Linked DNA regions of Homo sapiens: region 2 is linked to region 1. Evidence: read pairs that join two places in POLR2A ChIA-PET (ENCODE). Cell type or tissue: PC-9. All regions are shown on one strand.

Region 1 (2,500 bases):
GAGGCAGCCTTGAACCCAGGACGTGGAGGTTGCAGTGAGCCAAGACCTCACCATAGTACTCCAGCCTGGGCGACAAGAACCAAATCCTGTCAAAAAAAAAAAAAAAAAAGAACATTTTTCTCAATTCTCTGTCTGGTCTACACTTCAACATTTAAAAAATAATAGATTTCTCTGAAATGTGTCTTGGGGTGCAGAGGGGAAGTAGGAGGGATGATAGAAGTGATGGTCTAGACTTCCCAAAATCTTTTCCGCTGTATTAAGCTATTAAGATTTTCTGCCGGGCGCGGTGCCTCACACCTGTAATTCCAGCACTTTGGGAGGCCGAGGCGGGCGGATCACGAGGTCAAGAGATCGAGACCATCCTGGCTATCACAGTGAAACCCCGTCTCTACTAAAAATGCAAAAAAAATTAGCCGGGCGCGGTGGCGGGCGCCTGTAGTCCCAGCAACTCAGGAGGCTGAGGCAGGAGAATGGCGTGAACCCTGGAGGTGGAGCTTGCAGTGAGCCGAGATCGCGCCACTGCACTCCAGCCTGGGCGACAGAGCGAGACTTCGTCTCAAAAACAAAAGATTTTCTAAATGGGCAAGCATTGAAAGTATTTTTCTCCAGTGTTTAAAATACACATACTGATGAACTTCTCCATGTTCATATGCACACTTGATAAACAAAGTTATCTTTAGTATTATCAAAAGTAAAATGTCTCCCAAGACATGTCATATTTATTGGCCCTAATATAGTTTCGTTTTTTATCATACACTATGTATGTGACCACTGTTCACTTAAATGTCATCTATTTTCAATATCATTCTGATCTATGGCTCAAATCATGTTTTGAATACTTAAATTCTGTTTGGTACAGAATCAATATTTTCTCGTGTTGTAACATTGTTTATTACACATACCACAACATGCTTTAATCAAAAGGGCTGCTAAACTTTGCTCAACCGTGGTTGCACCCGATGACTCATAAGCTTTTTCTTTTTTTCTCTTCTCAATTCAATTCAACAACATCTGGTAGCTTATATAAGGAGAGAGGATGTTCTTTACAATCGGTGATTTTTCTGGACATGTTTCTACAATGGGCAGCCTTCCATTTTTTCCCCTGAGTTATTACTGTCTTCATGTAGTCTAACATTGGCATATTAATTTTTTTCCTAGAGACAAACATGTGCAGGAATTTGGTCTAATATAGCACCATAAACTTTTACAATGATTAGTTCCTAAGTCTCTTCTATTAATTTGTTTTGAGTTTGTCCAACCTTGAAAAAAGAAAACTAAAAATAAATGTGAACAAATAAGAAACAAGATATCAATCTTAAGCACTTCACATGCAGGCTGTTCTTTCTTTTTGGGGGTTTTATATTATAAAATCTTTGCAGTCTTTGATAACCACTGAAAAGAAGATAAGGAGCAGAGATTGCAAAACGTATCTCTAGATACACTATTTTTTTCTACCCAGATGTTTTTCACATCCTTTCTGACTCACAGTCCTTCAGACAGAGATAAACTATGCATAATATTCACACTACTAAAGATTCTTGAAACATGTCCCTGCATTTTCTTGATGTTCTTACTTTAGTTTAGTCTTTTATTCATCTTTAAAATGGAAGTGGGGAAAAATAAACCTGTTGTCTGCAAAGGTATTATACACACTTAGAGCCCTTTAAAATTTTTCTACCGTTGCTTCTCCAGACAGAGAAGGAAAAATGTTCATGAGAACACATGGACACAGGGAGGGGAACATCACACACCAGGGCCTGTCGCCGGTTGGGGGCAAGGGGAGGGAGAGCATTAGGACAAATACCAAATACATGTGGGGCTTGAAACCTAGAAGATGGGTTGATAGGTGCAGCAAACCACCATAGCACACATATACCTACGTAACAAACCTGTATGTTCTGCACATGTATTCCAGAATTAAAAGTAAATTAAAAAAAAAAAAAAAAAGAAGAATGTTCATTGGAGCCAGTTATTCTTCAGGTATTTGCATTCCTATTTTGCTGGGAAAAAAAATACCCCAAGAGTTAAAAGAAATACACTGCAATCAAACTGGCTGACAACAAGATAATAATTGGCTCCAAATACTTAAAAGCATCAAAATGGAATTTTAGAAAAAAGATGTTGACATCTCATATAGGAAGATTATCAATTGATAATAATTAATAATGATTCTAAATAAGGTGTTCAACAAAAGCTATTTATACTTATTTTTCCATGAAACTATTTTAGCTTTCTAATAAATGGAAGGGGTTCACTTGAATATTTGATAGTTTGGAGGGTTTTAATAAGTGTAATATTTCTACTTCCTCTTTCAACCTTCATTCCAGAATATTTCATTAAATACTAAATCCTGTCATTAAGCCCAAGAAAAACAATTTGGTTTAAAACAATGTCTTTTGAAGAGAAATCATATACACTTAAAATGTTTCCAGCAAAATTCTTTGAGGTCTTGGCATAGTTTCAAAAGCTGCTAACGTTTCAAAGGGTCACCATTATCTTT
Region 2 (2,500 bases), 110 kb before region 1:
AACTGCCTGTTTGAACAACAGAGCTGGGGATAGGGGCTGGGGGGTAATAAGAGCATCCCCACACAAGAATGCCCCAGACTCATGCTGTTTCCACCCAGTGTTCAGGGTTTTCAGAATTAAATGCTTCTCAGTTTGTTGTATGCCTTTGGTTGATTTCCAACATGATGAGATGGTTGTTTTTGGCAGTTTTGCCCAGTTTTATAGTTGCTTTTCTGGAGAGGATGTGTTCACCTCCTTACTTCATCATGTTGGAAACAAATGTTCTTTTTTTTTTTTTGAGAAGGAGCCTTGCTCTGTCGCGCAGGCTGGAGTAGTACAGTGGTGCAATCTCAGATCATTGCAACCTCTGCCTCCTTGGTTCAAGGGATTCTCCTGCCTCAGCTTCCCGAGTAGCTGGGATTACAGGCACCCGCCACCATGCCCGGCTAATTTTTGTATTTTTAGTAGAGACGGGGTTTCACCACGTTGGCCAGGCTGGTCTCAAACTCCTGACCTTAAGTGATCTGCCCATCTTGGATTTCTTAAAGTGCTGGGATTACAGGTGTGAGACACCACTCTTGGCCCAAATGTTCCTTTTTAAGGAGCATGCCAGATATTCTGATGTACATTTTTTATGATCGTGTGTCTTCTTTAGAATTCAGTAAATACTGCCAGGCATGGTGGCTCATGCCTGTAATCCCAGCACTTTGGGAAGCCAAGGTGGCCAGGTCACCTGAAGTCAGGAGTTCGAGACCAGCCTGGCCAACATGGCAAAACCTCGTCTCTACTAAAAATACAAAAATTAGCTGAGCATAGTGGCAGGCGCCTGTATTCCCAGCTACTTGGGAGGCTGAGGCAGGAGAATCACTTGAACCCAGGAGGTGGAGGTTGCAGTGAGCCAAGATCGTGCCACTGCACTGCAGCCTGGGCAACAGAGTGAGACTCCATCTTAAAAAAAAAAAAAAAAAAAAGCAGTATGTTTTGAACACCTTATGTTCAACCTTAACAAAGCTTTTCTATCGGTGGGTTTCTGTTTCCCAAGGTTTTCCCCACATTCCTCTGAGTAATCGAATACGTACAATACATCTTGCATTTCATTAAAGCAACATAAATACTCAGAAGTAGTTGTGCCTTAATATATCTTTTATCCTTCTTTCAGAATTGAGCGGCTGGCCAAGGATATTATGAAAGACATAGGATATAGTGACATCATGGTCCTGTGTGTGCTTAAAGGAGGTTACAAATTCTGTGCTGATCTCGTAGAACACCTTAAGAACATCAGCCGAAATTCAGATCGATTTGTCTCAATGAAGGTTGATTTCATCAGACTAAAAAGTTACAGGGTAAGTTATTACAAGTTCCGCTTTATGACATTTCATTTAACAATGCTTTAGGATAAAAGAATCAATAATGTTATGAAAATGAAGAGTGCAATTTTTAAAAATGGAGATGAAAATGAAGGGTAATTTTAATTTGCAAGAATACGGCAACCTAACATAAGAATTCAAATGATACTATTTAGGGCGTGGGGTGGGGACCTTCTCTCTATTTTCACATATATGGGAAGACTCAGCAGTAATGATTTGTGCTTTCTTTTATGGTGATAAAGTGAGTGGTTATATCCTGGTGCCCAGCCCCACAACTGTGTGTGGTCAGAGTGTGAACACTGATTTGTTTTTTCTACTCTGGATGTCACTATGGGTCCTGGGGACCTATGGGAGGGTGTCCAGCCCAGAGAGGAGTCTTAGTACTTGGGTGGCTGCAGTTGTGGCCTGGAAGTAAAGAAGGGAAGGCTATAGGGACAGCACATTGCCAAGTGTGAGGAAACAAGGCCAGGGAGCTCCAGCAGAAGGCCCCTCCACCAGTTTACTCCATTAATTCTGTCTTTCTGTGGGCACCACTGGGCAGAATTAATGGAATTATTCTCCAAAGATGTTTCCTAACCAGATGCAGTGGCTCATGCATATAATCCCAACACTTTGGGAGGCCAAGACAGAAGGATCCCCTGAAGCCAGGAGTTCGAGACCAGCCTGGGCAACATAGTGAGTCCCTGTCTATATACAAAAAGAAAATTTTTAAAATTAGCTGAGTGTGGTGGCATGTGCCTATGGTCCCAGGTACTCAAGAGGCTGAAGTGGGAGGATTGTTTGAGCCCAGGAGACAGAGGCTGCAGTGAGCTGTATGGCACCACTGCACTCCAGCCTGGATGACAATGAAACTCTTGCCAAAAAAAAAAAGCTGTTGTTTCCTTAGTCTCCCTCCTCCTCCCTCTATGATGTTAACTTCTTTGATGCTTTTTGATTTAATGCATAGTAAAACATTAAAAATAACTTACTATTGGGTGAGGAGCTCTTGGAGTCAAACCATGAAAATATTCTCGTTGACTAAACTAACTTGACACATTTTAATTCATGAATCACTCTTTGAATTGGCCTTCTATTGCTGTGTGGCAAACTCACCACAAACGTAGTGGCTTAAACCAACATACACGTGTATTATCTTAAAGTTTCTGTAGGTCAGA

The links. ChIA-PET counts read pairs that join two places held together with the same protein. Peaks named below come from ENCODE experiments on the same cell type or tissue, not always from the same donor. Only the 100,000 strongest peaks of a DNase experiment are listed, where the experiment ranks them.
Region 2: POLR2A ChIA-PET joins it to region 1 with 5 read pairs; 3 of 35 experiments call an interaction of 5 or more read pairs at or near these places.

What each region holds. Positions count from the first base shown.
Region 1 is chr10:24,824,695-24,827,194 of GRCh38, reverse strand. No RefSeq gene overlaps it. Among named protein-coding and RNA genes, the nearest start is that of ARHGAP21, 100 kb to the right of the region's middle. In PC-9, no CTCF peak of the experiment used is centred here; a DNase peak (open chromatin) is centred at 974.
Region 2 is chr10:24,936,006-24,938,505 of GRCh38, reverse strand. PRTFDC1 (phosphoribosyl transferase domain containing 1) reads left to right here. Exons shown (of 9, transcript NM_020200.7): 3 at 1,139-1,322. Among named protein-coding and RNA genes, the nearest start is that of PRTFDC1, 15 kb to the left of the region's middle. In PC-9, no CTCF peak of the experiment used is centred here; no DNase peak of the experiment used is centred here.